Linked DNA regions of Homo sapiens: all the other regions are linked to region 4. The links are chromatin contacts, found by Hi-C or POLR2A ChIA-PET in ENCODE. All regions are on one chromosome and are shown on one strand. Each heading gives the region's core, a stretch centred on a gene start or an enhancer-like site at or near the end of the contact. The rest is flanking DNA. Distances are from core to core; before and after follow the strand shown.

Region 1 (2,700 bases), core at 159-2,658, 2.1 Mb before region 4:
CAGCATTACTTTTGGCACAAAATGGGAAGCAGCTTGAAAGTCCAATATCAGAAGTAAACTATGATGTATCAAGGATAAAATACTATGCATCTTTTAGAAAAAGCAGGTATAAAATCACTCTACATAGTGTGACTACATCCATATAAAGAGGCATAGGAGAAAGAGACTAAAGAAGTATTTGAAAATGTTAATGTTAGCTGTGGTAGCTCTGGGTGGTGACATTACAGGCAATTGTTCTCTATTTGCAGTAAAATATTTTTAGAATTATGTGCTACATTTATGAAAAAAAAAGAAATTTATAAAACAGGCATTCAAAACAGCCTTAGTAATTAGATAAAGCAGGGACTAAGCTGGAAAGAAAGTTGAGAAAGGGGAATATGTGCAAGATTGAAAAAATATCTCATGGACTGAGTCTCAGACCTGAGATTTTGGGGAATGGGGTATGGTAAGTGGATACTGAAAAATGCTCTTCAGTTATCATGAGGGAAGAAGGAAATATGTGTCTTTTCCCTCTTTCAAAGGAGCCTTTGATTTTATAGGCGAAGAAGCATAGTGGAAGTTATTAGTGAAACTAAGCCCACATTAAAAAAAATCTCTTAAAATATGCATCAAGAGAACTAAAATACCACCATGGATTTCCACTGGGGCATGAGGAGCAATCTGGTCTAATGACTAACATAAGATCTAAACATCTCTTAGGTCCCATTCTTTGAGGCAAGAACACAAGTTTTTCTGTTGATATTAATCTTCAGTGTGTATTTTAAAGTTTTATGATGTGTTCGTAACTACCATTGAATAGTGGTTTAGTTAGTGTTGGTCGGTGACCTGCTTTTGTTTACCTATTTCTGATGAACAGTGTATTGCACAAGCCACAGCCATGTCCTTGTACACACTGCGTGCAAGACTCTGCTGTGTGCAGTCAGCCCTGCATCGTTTCTAACCAGTTATACTGGCCTTACTTTCATCATCTTTGAGGCCAGAGCTACACATGTTGATGCCGAAGAGTGGAAGGAAGGAGAGCAGAGAGTAAAGGGGGTAGATTATGTAGATTATACAGACATGAGCGAGGGAGGGTCACAGATACTGAACAACCAGTGAGTTCCCCTATGTGGATTGCCAGAACATGAAATATCTGAGAAGAAAACAAAATTGTCTTACAAGGTAGTAGACGTCTGGGTAAGCTGTGATGCTTGCAGGATCGGTACTTACAGAAAGGAGGTGCAGAGACCACAGGAACACTCATGAAAAGGAGAAGCAGGAAATCAGGGTTGGTTGTTTGAATCTTCCTTCTCGCTGGCTTTCTAATGTCAGACTCCAGAAAGGAGGAGTGGAAGGGAAATGGCAGGCAGATGCAGTCCTGAGCTGGTGCCCCCTTGCCTTCGCAGTCGTGCCTAGTAAACAGCTCTCTGAACTTTGGTACATTTGTTCTGACTGATGTCACTATCAGCTGATTTCACTTTCGTTTCCTAACTTGCCAGTGGCCCATGACTTTTCAGAAATGAGGTATGTAAACAACTTTTTATTGTCCATTATGACATACTCTTTACCTACACTGTAGCCGGCAAACCAACTGATTTAAAGAGCCAGGTAAATGTCTTGATTATATCACACAATAATTCCAGAAAGGGAAGGAGCCAAAGAACTCTCGAAGCTCCCAGTGATTTAAACTGCAAGATAAACACAACCCGGAATTTTATTCAGAAGAAACCCATCAGGATCATCTGGTCCAAGCTCCCAGCCAGTGTGGCAGTCAGGACCCAGGTCACCTCCTACTCATTTCCTTGGGAAGCAGCTATGCCGTCTGTCCCCCAACCCCTTTTAGAGATCAATTTTGTAATGATGACTGGGCTTCTCTGGACACAAAACTTTGTGTCCTGAGCATTCTCACTGCAGTGTTTAGGCCCATGTTGGAGCAGCTGGAACATCTATTTTATTTCAAAATAAGAGCCGAACAAAGCTTTTATTTTTGTAAGCATTGGGGCTCCTGGCCAGAGTTTAAAAATTGCTTCCGTTGCTCACATGACCAACTGGAAATTTCAACTGTGGGTTAAACTTGGTTACATGAGACTGCTACCTAGTGCTATTGCTGAATCCTTCAGCGGTTCTCTTCTGCTTCCTTGCCCTTCCTCCAAAGGAGGAGTTATTTGAACTGCTACATTGCCCTCCCCCTGCCCCTAGTTCTTTTAAACGCAAACTCTAGAAAGAGGTGATGGGATCCAGGAGGAAGGAAGAACAGAGGCTTTGAGATCAGAGAGTTCTGCTACATACTAGCAAATTATTTAATCTCTTTGAGCATCAATTTCTTATCTGTAAAATGGAAACAGTACCTACTTTGCATGGTTGCTCTGGGGACTGGAGATAATATAAGTGCTTAGTACAATACTGGGACCATAGTAATGGTAGCTATTATTATGAAAAGTGGAATTTCTGTATATTTAGTCTAGCATCCATATTAATGCCTTTAAGACAGAAAATTAACTTTTAGATACTAATATACAGTAGTTACTCTGAAAACTCAATACTGGTGAGTGAAGTGATATAGAAGAGATAGAAACATATTTATATTTATGAAATTTATTCAAGGTTATCATGTACCTAGTTTTCAAAGAGTCAGTTTTTCAAAACTTACGAAAATCGGCAGTCCCACACTCTCCCTTTCTTCCTCTTCAGAGGCAAGCACTTTCACCTGTGCTCATTCTT
Region 2 (2,700 bases), core at 57-2,556, 2.4 Mb after region 4:
ATCTGAACTCAGGTCCTTCTACTTCTCAGCAGGTCTCCGGGGCATTACCCACCTTGAGAACCTCTGGGCCTATTATCTACACTGTCTCTGCCTAGGTTCCCAATACCCTTGGGCCAAGGAAGAGGAAGAGGATGTTTCCTTCCCCAAAGCCTGTTTATTTTCACCCCCAGAATAAATGAGTGCAGACTTCTATTTCCTTCAAAGAAAACTCCACCTACAAAGTATGACTTGACCTTTACAAGCCATATAAAGCAAACATAGTAGTTAATAGTACATTTAGTCAAGTCGGAGTTAAATCTTAAATGATACCATATGTAGGATATCAACAGTTCATCTTAAATCTGTATTTCAGGGAAAGAATTTCTCTAGGATGTAGAATGTAATCTAGGTTAGAATTTCTCTAATTTTGCAGGGGCACGATCCTGTTGAGTATAGACCCAATTTACATTTCTAAACAAGTTATGCCAGTGAAGCCAAAGGCAGACAAAGTTTCTTAGCTACACTCTTAGACAAGAGAACAGAAAGCCAGCATACACTCTGAGAAAAAGAGGAACATGAGTTAGGAATGAATGCACGTTAATTTAGTGAGTTTCTTAAGTGTCAATATGGTTTCAGATGGAATCATTGAAAGAAATAGGCTTGAACAAGGAAGACTCTAAACTGGCAATGAATTTTCCACTGGGTTTTGATGAAATGAAGGAATCCAAAAATTATAAAATAGGTTGGGAATGGTATTACACGGTCCAAAATCTACCCTCTAAAGACCAGCCTCTGGTCCCTCCAAGTGCGTCTCCTTTACATCTCACATTAAGTATCCTTCGAGTACTTCTGAAAAGCCACATTCACCAGGGTGCCTGTGCTTTGTCGTAGCTTCCAAGAAGTCAGCGAGTGAAAGGCCAATTTCCAAAGTGATTCGGGAACCACTGACACTCGCATCGCTCTTGGAAGACATGCCCACCAGAACCGCGCCCGGGGAGAGCGCCTTCCGCAACGGGAGGGCCCCGCAGTGGATTATCAAAAAGGCCACGGTCATCGGGTGAACACAGACCCCTCAGTCCTCCCGCCTCGCTCTCTTGAGACTGAGGGGTCCGCAGAAGTCGCCACCCAAATAAAACCACATTCCTGCTGCTGCGGGCGTGGGCTCCCGGGTCGCAAGCCGGGAGGGTCGAGCCGAAGTCTCCGGCGGGCCGCAAGAGGAGAAGGGGGCGTGGCTGCGTCCCGGGGGCCGAGGGCGGCCGGGGAGGGCGGGCCTTGGCCCCGAGTGAAGGCGCGGCGGCCCAACCGGCGTGAGAGCGCGGGGCCGGCCTTCCTGCAGCCTCTTCCGCTCGCCGGCTGCGGCGCCTGGGACGGTTGCGGTGGGTCTGGGCGCTGGGAAGTCGTCCAAGATGATTAAAAAATTCGACAAGAAGGACGAGGAGTCTGGTACGCGCGGGGCTTCCGAGGCCCACCCTCAGCCGCGGGACGCCCCTTCCCCCGCCCGCCGCCACCTGCTTTCAGGCCGGCGGGGCTGGGGGCGTGGGCGCCGCCGTGCCAGGGGGCCGGAGCTGGAGCCGGCCCCTCCCCTCCCCTCGCGGCTGCCCGGGGCCTGCCCGTAGCCCCTCCCCCGGGCGCCGGAGCCTCCCTTCGGGCCGCGCGCTCCCGCCCCGGCGCCCGCGCGCGCCCCGTTCCCGCCCCTCTTGCGGCGCAGCCCCTCCGAGCCGCCTCCTCCCCTGCGCGCGGGCCTCCGGCGGGGGCCGAGGGCGTGCGCGCGTCTCCGCGTCCAGGGGTGCTGGTAGGGTCGGACCCCTAGTGGGAGCACCCTGTTCCCGGGGCTGGGGTCGACGGCACAGGGTGTGTGTGGAGGAACGTTCAGGTGCCTGGTACCTTATCGTTTTCCTGGGGTCACCGGCTCTGTCCAGGTCCCCGGGGGCAAGACTGTCCCGTGGGACACAGCTCGTTGAATGCTCAGGTGTCCAGAAGTGACCTGCGTCTTGATGCCCGTCTTTGGTCCAGAGCAAATGGGGAAGATGCCAAGCATCCTCAAAAAGAAAAAAATTCTCAGTGTTTGGTAGCATCTCCCACAGTGTGAGAGGGGGTTGGGTTAGTCAACCTCCATGGCCTCTTGCACCTTTACGCCTGCATGATTCTCTGGGAAACTTCGTTTCTGCCTCTCCTTAAGTGTTAGAAACACATAAAATACTGCTTACCTAAGGAAATCAAAAGCACCCTACTACAATCTCATTAATCTTCGTTGTTGTGGAAATGACACATTTTTAACATTCATGGAAAAAGAGGGCAGGGAAAGAAGACACTCATTTTGGAGAGGGTTGCTGCGAAAGAGAAGTCTCAGCTCTTCGAGTATGGCAGTGACAGAGCCGGGATCAAAATGATTTCATTCAGTTCGTATGCGTATTAGCCATGATTATCACTGTGCCATCCAAGTGTTCACTTCCCAAGCATTCAGTACCCTTCTCTGGAAAGTATATAAGTTTGTGTAGAACAGCTGTTCAGGACATTTTTTTGTTTTGTTTTATAAATAGGTAGTGGCTCCAATCCTTTCCAGCATCTGGAGAAGAGTGCTGTTTTACAGGAGGTATGACTGGGAAGTATCTTGTGCCCTTTCTTTTCTATTCTGTTTTAGAGTGGTGGGCAGAGAATCCCTGGGCTGCTGTGATCACGACATGCAAAACAAGAAACGTAACAGAGTTTAGGGAATATAGA
Region 3 (2,700 bases), core at 21-2,520, 2.4 Mb before region 4:
CTAGACTCCGTCTCAAAAAAAAAAAAAAAGAAAAAACAATGAATTGAGGGCTTATTATGAAATTAAGTTCGTAAATTTAAAACTGCAACCTCTTTCCCTACTCCCCTTCCCTGCTTTAAGTTTTTAAAATCGGTTATGACATACTATGCATTTTAATCACGTATTTTTAAAATAATGCCTCTTCTCTCCTCTTCCTCATCCCAACACATCACTAGAATAGGGACAGGGAATTTTTTCTATTTTGCTCACCATTGTATTCTCAATATATAGAAGAGTACCCGGCAGCTAGGAGGAGCTCATTGAGTATTTGCTGTATGAGTGGGTGAAGAATACATGCAATAAGCAAAAGTTACTGCTTCGAGCGCCACTTCCACCAGAGTTCTGGGATGCAAACGGGGCGACCAGTACATTGACTGACTTTTGTGACTGATGATTCCTCAGTGCTCGTAGGGATTGTGGCTGCATTTATTGTTCTTGGGGATGTGCCGATGTGTGTAGTTTGTAAACTTGCACACAGCTGTGCTGGCTGGACACCGAACTAACACTAATTTGCACCGAGGTCCGCAAATTCTCAAATTCACACCAACAGAAGCACGTTATTGTAAGTGCACGGGTGTTCCGTTCTCTTGGGTAATCTGCACAGAACAATTTAGTGTATGTCTTCACTGGTGATTTTACAGTGAAGAAGGGATCAAGGGTGGTGGCCCCAAATGCGCAAGGACAGGGAAATGAATTAAACAGGCGCCTGTTTCCTCCTTGTTCGCAAACAGACGCCAAGTCTGTATCAAATTCTCACCCTGGATCAAATCCCGCGCTCTTCGTACCCACAACCTGCCTCCACCTCCACCCCGCCCCCTTTAGATATCCCTGGTGGGCGGGGCAGAGAATAAACATTCCGGGCTCCCCGAAAAACTGTTTAGCCTCGCCCCAGTCTTGGGGTAGCACATTTCCGCAAACACCGAGGACACGGAATCACTAGTGAAAACCGCCGACCAAATGACATTGAAGCAGCACACGCGTGCAGAGAAGGAAGCAAAACACGAAGAAAGGCATCAGTCCAGCAGCCACGTGAGGTGGGCGATCCCCTCCGCCCTCTGAGAGAGGACTTCAACTCCCGGCGTGCCCCTGGGAGGTTACCCTCCGAGGACTTCAACTCCCAGGGTGCTGCGGGAGCGGCCACCGCAACCTCCCACTCAGCCGCCCGCCGCTCCTCCCGCCCCTCCCCCGCCCCTCCTGGCCGGATCAGCGTGCGCCTGCGCACGGGAGGCCGGAGGAGTCTTACCCTAATGTAAGATGGTGGCCCGTCTGGCTGTGGAACCCACCGAAAGCTGAGAGTCTCTCTCTCAGCCGTAAAGGTCGGACTCGCTGAAGCAATCAGGCCCGGTTCTGAAGAGTTTTTTCCCCGACGCTCGTTCGGTGGTTTCTTGTGAGGACGCGGCAGCCCGTGGAGTCGGCTGAGGGAAAAGCGAGGCAAGGCAGGCGGGTGAGTCTATGCGGGGCTGGGCTTAGGGGAAACCCGGGGCTGACCGGCTACGAGAGAGCGGAGGCTTCGCTGGGACTGTACAGGCCGCACCCCCCTTTCTCCCCACCCCCCGCCTCATCTTCACCCTCCTCCTCCTTGGTCTTCTTCCTCCTCCTCCTCTTCCTCCCTCTCCCCTTTACGCCACAGCAGTTACCATAAGGAAAAGGGAGCGGGTCAGAAGGCAGCGCGGCGGCAAGCAGCGACTCTCCTTCGAGAATTTCTTTAATTGGGGAGCCGAGGCGGCTTTTGGTCTCCAGCTTTTCCCCCTGCATTTTCACCGGGGCAGGATTCTTAGGTCTCAGCCCTCCTTGTTTCCCCAATCCCCTGTTCCCTGTCTGACGTCCTTTCCCTCTGGCCCCCGTCTCCCAAGACCAAAGCCATCACTTCCACTCTGATCCGTGTTGGCTGCTGCTGCTCATTAATCCCACTGCTCATTGCCCACTCGTCCTGCTGCTTGTTTTTTTGCTCCACTGCTACCACTCTGGAGTTAGCCTTTGCCCCCCTCTGGTGCTTGCAATCAGCCCACAGTGTATCTGCCACACTAGAGCTGCTTCCGATTTGCAGTCTTTCCTTCCACCACATCTGTCATCTTAAAGCTGCCCCTTAAGTATCTAGATTATGCTCCTCCTGCTAACCCACCTGTTTCTCAGCCTTCTTGAGAATTGTCCGTTCCTTCCCTCTTTCCTGTACAGATCCTTTCAATATACACTTCCAGAAAAAGGGAAGCCCCGTGGTGGCCCTTGAAAAGTAAAAGGAAGTTGGGAAGTGAATGAAGTGAGGTAGGATACTATTAAACGTTATGAGTGAAGATCTTTTATTCAGGCTACTCCGGAGAGGACCGTTTTCGTTTTGCTTTCTGTGATCTATTTGTCGCTTATTCGCTCTGTTGTGTTAGGACTTGGCTTTTTTTCTTTTTTTTCGTTTTGGACCGGTTTTATCATGCTACTAAGCGTTCTTTGGATTGCCTCTCCCCAGGACACTTAGTGTGGGCCCTGATTTATACCAATAAATATTAACCCCAGCATTACAAAATAAGATAAATCTGGCGCACATACAGAATTCATCTGTGAACTCCGCTAGCAAATATAAGTGATATTTTGATTACATGTGGGTTATGTGTGGGTTCTGTATTGAGGCTTGATTTTTGACTGAGTTTTATTGATGTTCAGCTTAATTGA
Region 4 (2,700 bases), core at 113-2,612:
TCTGAAGACCTTTCAGTGGGACAAGATGTGAAGGTGGAAGACAGTGATATTGATGATCCTGACCCCGTGTAGGTCTAGGCTAATGTGTGTGTGTTTGTCTTAATTTTTAACAAAAATGTTTAAAAAGTAAAAAGTAAATAATTTCAAAAATAGAAAAAGCTTATAGACTAAGTATATAAAGAAAGAAATATTTTTGTACAGCTATATAGTGTGTTTGTGTTTTAAGCTAAGTGTTATTAAAGAGTCAAAAAGTCACAAAAAAAGAAGTTTATAAGTTTAAAAAGTTACAGTAAGCTAAGGTCAATTTATTCTTGAAGAATGAAAATATATGAAAATAAATTTAGTGTTGCCTAAGTGCACAGTGTTGATAAAAGGTACAGTACTGCATAGTTGCGTCCCAGGCCTTCACATTCAACTCCCCACTCACTCACTGACTCACTCAGGGCAACTTCCAGTCCTGTAAGCTCCATTCATGGTAAGTGCCCTATAGAAGCATACCATTTTTTATCTTTGATTTTTTTTTTAATGGAATGCTTCAGAAATTCATGTGTCAACCTTGCTCAGGGGCTGTGCTAATCTCTGTATTGTTCAAATTGTCCTAGATGTGTTGCCAAAGCAATCACTTTTACACTGTTTTTGCTGTAGCTTTTCTATGTTTACATATATTTGTACACACAAATACCACTGTGTTACAATTGCCTACAGTATTTAGTACAGTGACATGCTGTACATCTTTGCAGCCTGGGAGCAATAGGTTACACCAAGTAGCCCAGGTGTGTAGTAGGCTACACCATCTGGGTTTGTGTAAGTACACTCTATGATGTTTGCACAACCACAGATATCACAGGGTCACCTAACGAGGCATTTCTCAGAAGTAGTCTTCATTAAGCTACCCTACGACTGTAATGAAACGCTAAGTTTTGAGCCAGGAATTTGTGTATAGAACACTAGGAATGGCTTCATTAGTATCATGCATCTTTTTCATTAAACTGTGAGTCCCTTTGAGAGAAAGATTGTGTCTCTGAACTTAGTGGCCTAAATTTCTAGAATTATGTCTTCAAAAAGTTGCCCAGTTAGGCGTCTCTGGGGAGTCAAAACCACAACTCCCAGAATGCCGTGCTCCCTTAGCGCGCTCAGGCGCGGGGAGAGAATGTCCCATCACCCACCGCGCCAGATCGAGACCACAGTTCCCACTACACCCAGGGACTCCGCGGAAAGCTATCAAACACCACCTGTTGCCATAGCATCCGGGTCGGGTGAACCAATCCGGGCGCCCTCGCCGAACAGAGGCGGGCAGTTCGCATCGCCGACCAACCTGAGGCGTTTTTGTTGTGGCGCGTGACCGGAGGAGGCGGGAGCTCAGGACCGGCGCCTTCTCCTTGCTTCTGGGGGTCGTGGCCTTGCTCCCGCTGTGCGGGAAAAGAATCCAGGCCCTTCCACGCGCGTGTGGGTGCGGGGGCCCCGAAGTGCTCGTGGTTCCCCGCTAGGTCTCCGCTGGGGCAGGAACCGGAATCATGGGTGGGACCACCAGCACCCGCCGGGTCACCTTCGAGGCGGACGAGAATGAGAACATCACCGTGGTGAAGGGCATCCGGGTGAGTGCCCGTGGACGGGCGGAGGGCCAGTGGTTGGACTCGGACCCCAAGGCCCCATCTTCTCCGGACCCGCTCAGCCTGGGTTTCTCCCGTCCTGGACCCTAGCGTATTAAGGCCAGAAGCCCAGGTGTCTGGGAAGAAGCCTAGAGTTTCAAGACGTGGGACATTCATTCAGAGATAGTTCCTGGTTGTGCCAAGTGCTAGGCACTGCTGGGGCGGGCGGGGAATGCCAGGTTGAATTATACCCTGCAAGGGCTCACAGTCTACTCGTAACTGTACTGCTCCCTTGTTGCAGGACCGTATTTGAAACCCATACCTCGGTGTACTTGTCTGTGAAATGGTTTTCCTGGGTTCAGGACCCAAACCCTGCTTTTCCACTGTGCACACCCTGTCTCCCAGGGTGAATTGGCATTTTAAGGATTGCCTTTGCTTTGTGTCATTTAGTGCTCTCCCTCTGATAACACCCCCTCCTCCCACCCACTCCCCACACCCTGTCATCCTCCCTCCCAGCCCCACAGTCTTTTCTGACCTGCCTGGGGCGGCTTCTGGCTTCTCCCTGCTTCACTTTCACTTGATATCTCCTCTTTCCCAGGCGCCTCCTCTGTGACCTGCTGCGCCGAAGTTTTGGATTAGGCCCAGTTGCTTCAGGACTAGTGTCTGCCAGTCTGATAGGGGCTGAGATGGGTTTGCAGTTTTTCATACCAGTAGAAGTAATGTAGTCATTTCTGACCAACGTTGTAGAGCACTTTTTTTTTAATGCCCTTTGCATGCACCTGATACATAAACTGAAAACCTGGTTTTTCTCTAGGGTGTCAGTATACCAGCACTAACTTCATTAACACACTCTCCGCTGCGCCTGAATTTGGAGCCTCACATTTTTGGACGTATGATGCCTGAACCTAGTAAATAAAGCAATTTTGACTTCAGAAAGTTTTATAATAATTTATATATTTTTTTCTGTTATCAACCAGCGTAAATAAATTACATTTGTAAATTATTTTTAACAGTTGTTACCAGGAAATAAAACTTCTTAAATATTTAAAATGTTTAAAAACTTTTTCTTCTGAAACTGTTACCTTGAGAATAATTTATTAAACTTTTCTTC
Region 5 (2,700 bases), core at 184-2,683, 2.9 Mb before region 4:
CGGCCAAAGATATAAATCAAGAGCTCTCAGCATGATGTAACTCAGAAATCACACAGGTGGGAGTGTGTTGGAGAAGAGATGGAGATTCTAGGACTTGCCTAACAAATTCCCCCTTGAGATTTGTTTCCAGAAATCGTATCACTATTGGGTATGTGGATTTGTATTTCTAATTATCAGGGAGTAAAATTAACAAATGACAATCTAGGTAGATGTTAATATTTGGAGGGATTTCTTCTGATTTGAAACCCATTTGCTATTCTACTCTAAATGATAGCAAAAAAAAAAAAAATACATTTCCAAACACTATTGACATCCCCATTTTACACAAGTGGAAAACTGAAGCAGAAGGGGGTTCAGTAACTTGCCCAAGAAGACACAAAATTAGCAAGAAGTGGGACCTGTATCGCAAACTAAACAATTTGGCTCCAGAGTCTGTTTGGAACCCCTACACTGTACGGCAATGGTGGTAAAGTAGCTTAGTTAATGTGTTTAGTGGGTTACAAATAATAGATTATATATATGAGTTTTATATATAGTAATAGTTATATATGTATATATATTATACGTATATTTCTAGCTCCAATAAGAGCTTTTATTGGATCTATGTTCATGTGCGCATGCCTGGATCATTAGGGTTGTGAGGAACAATTCAAGTGGTAGCTATGCACTATGGCATTACAACTAAACCCTAGGAAGAACAGAACTGACTTCACCAGAACAGTCCTGAAGTTTCAAACCATTAAAAACAAACAGTAAATTTAAAAAACGCAAATTGTACTAGACAGTTTGGTTTGCTCCACTTTACGGCATCAAACTGAATGCCTGGACGTCATTTGCTGGTCAGGAAGATGAGTTAATTTTTTTTTTCCTGCCACACACTTAAGTTTTTTGCTCCAGGGAACATTATACATAGTGTTAACACACTCAATTTACATTGTAGTTTTAGTGTTGAAGATTTCCTGGAGGGCAGGAATAGCGTTATTCCATCGTTTTTAGCCCAGTCAGACTGGATGACGGAGAGAGGGAGGGGTGAAAAGGAGGGAGGGAAGGGGAAAAGGCAAGGAAGAAGGAATTCAAATTAAACACTCTTCCTATACATTTTTAGAAGCTGAGCAAGATGCCCTCCAAGATTATGTTTTTTAAAAAGTAAAGTTTTTCCCATTAATGGTGGTGCAGAAGCGTCCTAATCCCATCGAAAGTACTCTCACTCTTCCTCCATTCGCTGTCTTGACCTCCCCCGGGCCTCCTTCATTCTGCCTCCCAGTCCCGCCCACTTGTCGCCGGCTCCTACCCTCCACTCTAGCCTTCCCGGCAGCCTGTACATTGCGCATGCGCACTAGTGGCGTTCGCGCCGCGGACCCAGAGAGAGGCGTTCCGCGGAGGAGAAGAGGAAGAGGAAGTTGGGGGAGGGTCCTAGCGGGGAGTGAACCGGAAGTGTAAAGGTTCCTGCCTCTCCTCGGCCAGGCGGAACCTCTCTGCTGGGCCCGGTGGCCGCAAAAGAACTTTCTTTCTCCCGCCCGAACGGTCGCCGCGGCCAACTGCCTCGCCCGCCTGGCAGCCTAACCCTCCTTCTCTTCTTCTCCTCTCCGGCTTCGCGCGGCCCTGCCTCCCTCTCGCCCGGCGGCATCCGCTTGCTGCTGCCACCGCCTCCTCATCTTCTGCCCGGCCAACCGGCCTGCCCCGCTGCAGTGATGTGCGACAAGGAGTTCATGTGGGCCCTGAAAAACGGAGACTTGGATGAGGTGAAAGACTATGTGGCCAAGGTAAGCGGGGATGAGAAGAGTAGGCGAGAACACGGAGGTGGGCTGGAGATGAGGCTGAGGAAGCTGATGGGAGCTGGACTGCGGGGATGGGGGTGGGCGGGAGGAGAGACTTCCTGGGTGGAGGCGGCACCAAGGAGAGAGGGGCGTCTAGGGAGGAGCTAAACTGAAAGAAGGGTCCAGGTAACTTGGTAGCGTTCTGTGTCAGGTAACTGCTGCGTTAATACAGTTAGGCGCTACCTGACTTCCTGGCCTCTTGGGGGAGGGGAGGAGTGGTGTCTGGCTCATCCAGAGTTTCTTCTGCGCACTGATCATTTGAGTTTGGCCCTCTTCTACACCAAAGTTACTTAAACCTTTCTTTGAATGAGGTAATTCTCCATCTTGGACTTACCCATTACTAAATGAAGTAACCTAAGTAATTAGGATCAGAGGAACATGTTTTTTAACTCTCGGCCTGGTGTGAAGTTGAAGAATTCATTGACCGTGAAAAGAGTACCGAAAATAGAAATAGTTAAAATTCTGAAACTGAGTATCACTTCACTGTGGTGTCTTAACTTTGGGTGTGGCCTTTTTCCTTTCCCCCACCACAACAAATACATATTTGCTTCAAGTGGTAAGGTTGTCAACTGGCATCTGGGAATGTTTAAGGTATCTGAATAGTTTTTAAACAAGCATGTTAACTTCAGTTATTCCATTCTTCTCCCTGATTTCACCTGAAATGCTTACATGTGTAGTAAATAGCAATGCAGTTTAGTGGCAGTGTATTTGGGGGGTAAAATCATGATGAAGAAAGACAAACTCAAACCTCAGCCCCAAATATAAAACTGAATCGACATTGTGGCAGAGTGGGAAACTTAAAATTCCAAGCTAGCCTGTCTTTCCATCCTGAAACTGTGCCTTTGTAATTATGAGAGAACTTAACATGTGATTTTAATTTAGT

Evidence for each region. A loop is a pair of places that touch in the nucleus more often than their neighbours do. ChIA-PET counts read pairs that join two places held with the same protein, here RNA polymerase II (POLR2A). Pooled maps may share reads with other maps.
Region 1: a loop to region 4 is called in a map of naive thymus-derived CD4-positive, alpha-beta T cell, with 11 times the contacts of the local background. The contact joins the promoter of TMEM140 here to the promoter of CHCHD3 in region 4. A Hi-C loop is called at or near these places in 2 of 168 maps with a recorded cell type or tissue (CD4-positive, alpha-beta memory T cell and naive thymus-derived CD4-positive, alpha-beta T cell) and 7 of 50 pooled maps. POLR2A ChIA-PET finds 5 or more read pairs at or near these places in 1 of 52 experiments (CD4-positive, alpha-beta T cell).
Region 2: a map of CD4-positive, alpha-beta memory T cell shows a loop between it and region 4 (20-fold over the local background). The contact joins the promoter of COPG2 here to the promoter of CHCHD3 in region 4. A Hi-C loop is called at or near these places in 1 of 168 maps with a recorded cell type or tissue (CD4-positive, alpha-beta memory T cell), 1 of 37 single-sample maps with no recorded cell type and 4 of 50 pooled maps.
Region 3: a loop to region 4 is called in a map of CD4-positive, alpha-beta T cell, with 15 times the contacts of the local background. The contact joins the promoter of CNOT4 here to the promoter of CHCHD3 in region 4. A Hi-C loop is called at or near these places in 3 of 168 maps with a recorded cell type or tissue (CD4-positive, alpha-beta T cell, CD8-positive, alpha-beta T cell and naive thymus-derived CD4-positive, alpha-beta T cell) and 9 of 50 pooled maps.
Region 5: a loop to region 4 is called in a map of naive thymus-derived CD4-positive, alpha-beta T cell, with 26 times the contacts of the local background. The contact joins the promoter of MTPN here to the promoter of CHCHD3 in region 4. A Hi-C loop is called at or near these places in 2 of 168 maps with a recorded cell type or tissue (CD4-positive, alpha-beta memory T cell and naive thymus-derived CD4-positive, alpha-beta T cell) and 8 of 50 pooled maps.

Annotation. Positions count from the first base shown.
Region 1 is chr7:135,146,780-135,149,479 of GRCh38, reverse strand. TMEM140 (transmembrane protein 140) reads right to left here and starts at 1,408. Exons shown (of 2, transcript NM_018295.5): 1 at 1,210-1,408. It also overlaps a transcript of CYREN not described here. RefSeq lists an enhancer at 1,130-1,629.
Region 2 is chr7:130,667,354-130,670,053 of GRCh38, reverse strand. It overlaps COPG2 (coat protein complex I subunit gamma 2), which reads left to right and starts at 1,306. Exons shown (of 24, transcript NM_012133.6): 1 at 1,306-1,422; 2 at 2,520-2,572. The coding sequence starts at 1,386. TSGA13 (testis specific 13) reads left to right here. Exons shown (of 8, transcript NM_052933.4): 8 at 871-1,411. The coding sequence ends at 1,040. RefSeq lists silencers at 934-1,043, 1,134-1,723 and an enhancer at 1,994-2,103.
Region 3 is chr7:135,508,672-135,511,371 of GRCh38, reverse strand. It overlaps CNOT4 (CCR4-NOT transcription complex subunit 4), which reads left to right and starts at 1,270. Exons shown (of 12, transcript NM_001190850.2): 1 at 1,270-1,483. RefSeq lists enhancers at 575-744, 895-1,014, 390-1,294, 1,325-1,524, 1,295-2,200 and a silencer at 1,085-1,324.
Region 4 is chr7:133,080,752-133,083,451 of GRCh38, reverse strand. It overlaps CHCHD3 (coiled-coil-helix-coiled-coil-helix domain containing 3), which reads left to right and starts at 1,362. Exons shown (of 8, transcript NM_017812.4): 1 at 1,362-1,595. The coding sequence starts at 1,515. It also overlaps the pseudogene RNU6-92P. RefSeq lists enhancers at 1,080-1,189, 1,400-1,579, 995-1,629.
Region 5 is chr7:135,976,092-135,978,791 of GRCh38, reverse strand. It overlaps MTPN (myotrophin), which reads left to right and starts at 1,433. Exons shown (of 4, transcript NM_145808.4): 1 at 1,433-1,763. The coding sequence starts at 1,692.